Regions from separate parts of the Homo sapiens genome. Here region 2 is linked to region 1. A link is a contact called in ENCODE Hi-C or POLR2A ChIA-PET data. All regions are on one chromosome and are shown on one strand. Each heading gives the region's core, a stretch centred on a gene start or an enhancer-like site at or near the end of the contact. The rest is flanking DNA. Distances are from core to core; before and after follow the strand shown.

The links. Hi-C counts contacts between places; a loop is a spot of excess contacts on that map. ChIA-PET counts read pairs that join two places held with the same protein, here RNA polymerase II (POLR2A). Pooled maps may share reads with other maps.
Region 2: a map of heart right ventricle shows a loop between it and region 1 (4-fold over the local background). The contact joins the promoter of LINC02777 here to the promoter of HSD52 in region 1. A Hi-C loop is called at or near these places in 30 of 168 maps with a recorded cell type or tissue (IMR-90, PC-3, Right ventricle myocardium inferior and 14 more), 16 of 37 single-sample maps with no recorded cell type and 35 of 50 pooled maps. POLR2A ChIA-PET finds 5 or more read pairs at or near these places in 3 of 52 experiments (Panc1, activated B cell and naive thymus-derived CD4-positive, alpha-beta T cell).

Annotation. Positions count from the first base shown.
Region 1 is chr1:59,145,053-59,148,475 of GRCh38, reverse strand. It overlaps HSD52 (a long non-coding RNA gene), which reads left to right and starts at 1,669. Exons shown (of 3, transcript NR_027120.1): 1 at 1,669-1,800. RefSeq lists a silencer at 1,511-1,660 and an enhancer at 1,781-1,840.
Region 2 is chr1:58,902,676-58,906,554 of GRCh38, reverse strand. It overlaps LINC02777 (long intergenic non-protein coding RNA 2777), which reads left to right and starts at 2,417. Exons shown (of 5, transcript NR_183656.1): 1 at 2,417-2,987. RefSeq lists silencers at 2,324-2,573, 2,634-3,023.

The sequences.
Region 1 (3,423 bases), core at 420-2,919:
GCCCCAAATCTGAGAGGTTGGGGCCCACCAACTTATGAAAATAGTATCATTCTCAAAACAAGCTCCAGCTGTGAGCCAGGGGATGGTTAACGGCTGTTTTTGAGGCAGATTTTGTAGATGGACGAGGCAAGAATCATTAGGGCAAAACAGTAAATCAAATTGGAGGGTAAAAGTCAATCCTTTAACAATGGCTGGGCCAGACCTCTAACATCTTCCTGCCCGCCCTTTTACCTCTCTGGCCTCATCTCCTACTCAGCTTCTTCCCCATCCCTGCCCCTACTCCAGTTACAATGGCCCGTTTGATGAGCCTCAAACACATCAGGCATGCTCCTGACTCGGGACCTTCGCGCTGGCTGTTCCCCCTGTTGGAAACGCTCTTCCCCTAGCTATCCTATGGCTTAATATCTTAACTCACCTCATCAATAAGGCCTACCTGCCCATCTTATTTAGAATTGCAACTCCAATTGCACTCCTTTACCCTACTCTTGTTTTTCTTTTTGTAACTGTTACTACCTTCTAACATATTCATTGATTTACCTTTTATTGTGTTTACTGTTAATCTCCCTATTAGGAAGTATGTTCTCCAAAGACAGGGATCTCGGTTTTATTTCCTTCATTATCCCCCATACCAAGTCAGTGCCTGGCATAGAGCACCTGCTGAATTAACTTTGTTTTTTGAATGAACGAAAGCGTCAATGGTGATGCTCAGGGCAGGTTTGGTCAGTGGACAGGCATCCTCTGTGTACCCTCTCCTCTCCGGAAGAAAAGGACTCTTTTTTCCTCTCCTGCAGTTGGATTTAACTAACCTCGCTTCCCGTTCAGCGTTTACTACTCAGGGTTCTGCCCTGTTCTGGATCCCACACATAGGCTCCCAAGAGAGTAAAAGAAGCAGTGAATGCAGAGGAAAACGCCCTGGATTGGAAGCTGGGATTCCTAGGTGCCCTCCTGGCTTAGCAGCAACGCACTTGTTTCCCCAGCTGTCAAGGGTTCCAGGCTCAGTGGGAGGCTGAACAAGGTGCTGACCGAGTTCAGAAGAAAAATGAGGGGAAAATCGTTACCTAAAGGGCAGTGGCTCTCCAGGGATGGTCCTTTGACCAGAGGAATCAGCATCACCACCCTAAACCCACAGAATCAGAAACCGTGGAGGGAGCCAGCAACGTGTTTGAATACAGCCTCTGGGTGATGCTGATGCACTCAAGTTTGAGAACTGCTACTCTGGGGGAAAGAAGGACTTTGTTGGAGCCTTGGAGGCAGGGACGGACTTCATAGGTCAGGCGAGAGGACAGGTCCCCGCGAGGGCGGACTAGCACTGGGTTGGTTCCCTGCATCCAAGGCCGCGCAGGGTGGTCCCAGCCCCAGTCTGACCTGGGAAGTTGGAAAGGCCAGGGCTCCTACGTGCTCACACCTCCACCCCAGGAAAGTCCCGGCGGCGAGGCCGTGACCCTCCGCCGGAACGCCCGCCTCCCTGCAGCCTCAGCCCCGCCCGGGAAAAACCGCTGCGACCCGGGGCAGGTCCGTTCCCGCTGCTCGCAGCCGGCGGTCCCTGGCCCGGCGGTCCCTGGCCTAGCGCCCCCGCGCCGCGCTGGTGGGGAGCGCGGCCCCTCCGCCCCGTGGCAAGTTCCCTTCTCAACTGCCCTGCGCCTCCGCTGGCCCGCGTGAAACCCTCTCTGCTGCCTCGACTGACTGTCGTTTCCGTGTCTTGATTGTGGCCTCTGCCTCTCCCCCTTCCGATTTCGTTCGACTTCTTTCTACAGTTACTAAGCGCCCACTGTGTGCCCTGGAAGGGACTAGACTCAGCAGGTAACGGGAAACGAAGGCACCTGCCGCTCTGAAGTTTCTCCGCATCTCCCTCCATCCTCTGTTCCATCCCCATTCTCAGCATTTGTCCCCTCCCTCCTCTTCTTTTTTTTTTTTTTTTTAATTTAATCTAAAGGAACCTTGCTTCTGGAAGACCTCACAGTAGAATTAAAAAGCCTACTTTTATCTGACTTCTAGAGAGTTGCAATTAAAATGTACATCTTACCTTGACTCATGCCAACAAGTTAAGCTGTTATCAGCTATTAACACCTCAACCAGAATTAGTTTATTAACCTAAAGCAGACAGCTTTATCCTATGGAGGTCGCCTACTTGAGATAAACTATTATTCACATACTTTCACTTTTGTGCCACTCACTCATTCAAAGAAAAATATTCAGTCGTTCAACTATTTATTGAGCACCTAGTATGTGCCAGCATTGTTCATGACTAGCACTGGTCGATGGCAATAATATTAACTACATACGACATTTTAAATTTTCTAGCAGCCACATTAAAGAAAGTGAAAAGACATAGGTAAAAGTAATTTTAATAATTTAACCCAATATGCCCTAAATATTATTTCAATATGTGATCAATATAAAAATTATCAATAAAATATTTTACATTTACTTTTTTTTTAATGCTGTGTCTTTGAAACTTTGTGTGTATGTTACACTTCCAGCACATCTCAGTTCCTGCTAGGAACATTTCAAATGCTTAATAGCCACATTGGCTAGTGGCCACTGTGCTAATCACTGCAATTCTAGACACTTGGAGAACAGCTATGGAAAGACAAAGGTAGAAAGTCAGTAAACTCATGAACAAATAAAATAATCATAAGTAGTGTTCAATGCTAGGAAGAAATTAAAACAAAGTAATGACATAGAATGATGGACATTACCTCATTTAACCTTTTCAATTCCCCCCTCAAGTTGAATAATAGTATATAACAATGTTATAGGCCGGGTGTGGTGGCTCACGCCTGTAATCTCAGCACTTTGGGAGGCCGAGATGGGCGGATCACGAGGTCAGGAGATCAAGACCATCCTGGCTAACACGGTGAAACTCCGTCTCTACTAAAAATACAAAAAATTAGCCAGGCGTGGTGGCGGGCACCTGTAGTCCCAGCTACTCAGGAGGCTGAGGCAGGAGAATGGCGTGAACCCAGGAGGTGGAGCTTGCAGTGAGCCGAGATCCCGCCACTGCACTCCAGCCTGGGCGACACAGCGAGACTCCGTCTCAAAAAAAAAAAAAAAAAGAAAAAAAAAAAACAATGTTATATAACAATTTTATAGCTATGAAAACTGAGGCTGAGACACAAAGAGCAACTTGTCCAAGTGCTTACAACTGGTAAATTCTATGTCCAGGATTCAGATCCCAGCTTGACTGTCTTCCATGCTCATTCCCATTACCCTACAAGGCCAGGTCATAAAGAAGACAGAGGGGAGGGAGGAGGAGTTGAATGGCTTTTGGGGTTTAAACTTTTGAGCACTGAACTAGGAATTTGGTGCTGCTGTGTGTTATTGATTAGGTCTCATGACCTCTCTGGGCCTTCCTCGCAGGTAACATGGAAAGCTTGGCCTTTTTCACTGGACCATTCACAAAGGGAATAAAGAGTTTTGAAT
Region 2 (3,879 bases), core at 1,168-3,667, 240 kb after region 1:
ATAAAACCTGGAGCCAATTTCTCCCTCCAGTTTTGCAGGTCTGATTTAGCCTAACTTTTTGCTAATGTGTTCGCTGCCTCCACCACACTCCAAACCCTACCTCCAAGGAAATGTATCTCAATTGACTGGGAATTATAGATGCACATTTCTGATGCTTTGAGTTCAGCCCACTCCCAATCAAGGCTGTACTGAAATTCCTTAGCATCCCACAGCTCTGTCCCCAGGCAGGACCCCATCAGTGGGGGCTGGGGGTGAGGCCCAAAAAAGTAGGAGCAGAGGCTTCTGTCCTCTGGCCACCCAATTGTAAACTACTCCTGAGACCCTCCCTTGGTGGAATTCATATTCTCCCTTTTCTTAACCCTTAATACAAATCATGTCTTCCTGGAGCCCAAGTGCAAAGTCATGAATGAAACTCACGTAAAAAGGCAGCTGTACCCTTTTTGGCTGTTCAGGATTCTTAATAATGAACAGGCTTGAAAGACAATAGGTTCTTTGTCCCCAGAGGTATCGAAACAGGCATGTGTTAGAGAGGATTCTTGCAGGCCTTGGGAGCCAAAGCCTGACAAGTGATGATCCTACATCCCACCCAACTAGTTACAAGCTTGTTAACCTCTAGCCTCTGTTTCCTCAGCTATAGAAAGGGGATCATAGTAGTGACTTCTTTACAGGGTTCTTGAGAATACTAAACAAGACAATGATGGCACTTGGCCCAATGCCAGGCACTAAGACCTGCCCAGAAAAAGCTGGCAATTATCAAAACTGGTACAATCCTCTACCTCTGAGTTCATGGTAGCCAGTGGTTGAGCTTCATGCTTCCAGGGGCAAACCAGTCATTTATTTTTTAGTGTGACCGCTAACTGGGAACATTACACAAGCAAAGTCCTAGAGGCACAGAATTAATACACTGAATATTACCCTTTGAAGTCATCTAGCAGCGGGAGCCAAACTTATCATTTTGCAGAAGGGGAAACAGATTCAGACAGAGGGAGGAACAGGCCCAATCCAAACATAAAGTTAAAGGCAGAGCCAGGATGAGAACCTAGGTCTCTGATACCTACTCCTGCTCTTAACTCTGCAACATGCTTTCTATCTCACTATCTTAGTAAGCAACATTCAAGACCTTCACGATTCCGTCTTCATTCAGTGAACATCTGATTACTTAGAGGTTCAAATTGCTTTCTATATCTTAACTCATTCAATCCTTATAGCAACCCCACAAGGCTGATCTTATTGTCAATCTCCATGTTGTAGATAAGGACAGTGAGGCTGAAAGGGGTTAAGTCACTTGGTTAAGGCTCACAACCAGTAGGTAGTAAAGCCAAGATCTGAAACTGGACAGTTGGGCTCCTAAGCCTGTGCCCTTAACCACAACACCATATTGACCCTTCAAGAGTGAAAAAGTATGTGGCGTCTGCCTTAGACAGGCATACTCCCCAGGTGGGAGACACAACCTGCAATAAGTGTGTGCAACCTCATACTATGGGCACCAAGAGAAGAAAGGAAGGAAGGATTAATTTTACAGGGGGAGGAGGGAGAGAATCAGGAAAGCTGCCTGGAGGAGGTGAGCTTTATCCAGTTTCCAGAGCTGACTCACTTTCCTCCAGGTTTCTCTGCAGATGGACGAGTCTTTGCTGAGGCAGGCAGGTAGAAAGGGACTGGAGCTTAAGGGATGCAGTCAAGGAAGTCAGTGAGAGAGGGAGGGCAGGACATTAGGCTTGAAGTGTGTGAGGTGGGCAAGTTAATGAACCTCCAAGAGCCTCAACTTTCTCATCTGCAGAATGGGGATGATAACACCCACCTTCTGAAGCTGTTTGAATATTAAATGAGATAACGTGTATATACTTCCCGACCCAGTATTATTCCTCTTTATTTACCTTTCATAAAACTATTTCACTCACTAAAAATAAATTTAATTGAGCATATTTTTGACACAGTAGCATTAATAATCTTGAGTGTCATTATCAGTCATTCATAATAACAATATAATGAATAATAATGTTAATTGCCATTGACAGCACTAAGTGCTTAAAATGTATGATCCGTATTTATCCAATCTAATCCTCAGAATGTATCTTAAAGATAGGTAAGGCGTCATTATCCCCATTTTACAGATGAGGATAATGAGGCTGAGAGAGATGGAGAAAGATATACAAAGGTCACCCAGCGAGGAAGCGGCAGGATGGGTATTCAGACCCAGGTCTGTTGGTCCCAGAAAAATGTCCCCCCACACAGAGGATGTCCCGTGTTTGCAGTTCATGTTGGTCTTGGCCACGTCCCTCCGCTCTTTCTCAGAAGGAAAACAAACATTCTAAGAGGTCTGCTAGGCCGAGGGAACGCGAACGCCAAAGAGAGGGAGGGAAGGGGCTGGCCGAGGCCGGAGGATGGGCCCAGACTGGGAGGGTGGAGCCGGCTCCTCGCCCCGAGCCCGACAGCCGCATAAAGCCTGCTGCTTTCACTGGCCCGGTGGGGGCCAGCAGGGTCAGGGCCCGCGGAAACCCTCAGCCTGGCGGGCCGGGAGGCCGCGGTGCTGCACTGGCTCGGCGCGCTCCCCGAGTGGCGCTCAGGCGGGGCGCGTTCATTTCATCTACAGACTGTCGGGAAGGCTTCCCGAACTCCTCCTCCCTGCCCGCCTTTGCGCAGGGCCGGACTCTTCGGAAACTGAAATCACGGGCCGCCCGGCCCCCACCAGTCCTCGTGGGATCCGGCCCGGGTTAACCTTCTATGGGGAGGCCCAGGAGGGCCGGGCGGAGCGCCGGGGCGGGCGTGCGCTGACGTGGCGAGCGGCTCCCTCCACCCGCTCCTCCCGCGGGCACTGCCGAGGCCCATGGGCGGGAAGCCGGGCGGCGGGCGGGACGTGGCCTCGGTCCCGGCCCTGCCCCGCCCCGCCGCCACTGAGACTCCCAGCGCCACCAACGTCGGAGTTGCAGTTTCTTTAGCTGTCATATGCAGACAAGTACTACCCACCTCGCCTTTGGAGTGAGCAGCATGTATGTACGGTACCTGACACCTAAGAAATGCTCAATGTATGGTCCCTACATGGTGTCACTGTGATTGTTGTCGTTGTGGTTACGCTGGGTTGGGCAGCTCGCCTTGTGAAATAATGAGCTCCCATTGCTGAGACCGTTCAGGCACAAGTTGAATGAGTTCGGGGGACAAAAAGAAATACGTTAGAACAGGAAGTCCCCCAAATTTGGCATCCCTCAATACCGATCTGGTGACTTCAGAATCACCTGGGAAGCTCAAACAGCACCTCAGACCAGGGATCGAAATCCCGGAAGGCAAGCTCGTCTAAAAGTACAGCTTCATGTGTAAACCACTGATCTAGGCCAATAGTCCCTGCACTTTTCATCTTCAAAGACCCTTCTGTGATTCCCTCCTGCCCCACTGACTGCACAGTGTAAAGTATGTTGTTGACCAAACTAGATTTAACTCACAATTAATTTACTCTCTAACTAAATTATTAATCAAAGCCCCAGAGTTCATTAAACAATTATTGAATACCTACTGTGTGCCAGGCACTGTGCTGGACACTGGTGGTCTGGCGGATAGACAAGGACTCTGTCCTCATGGACTTACCAGTCTGGGGAGGGAAAGCAGAAAATGAACAAGAATTCAAATACTGACACTGAAGCCAAGAGAATCCAGCTGAGCTGAAGGCACCCAATATTCCTACAATGAGCAGATATGGGTGTATCAAAAGCAAAAGCAAATAGAAGCCTGGCACGGTGGCTCACATCGGTAATCCCAACACTTTGGGAGGCCGAGGCAGGCAGATCGCTGCCTGCCTTAGAATATATTGTGATAGAGAAGAGTCCATGAGTTCAAGACCAGCCTGACCAACATGGTGAAACCCCATCTCTACTAAAAATACAAAAATTA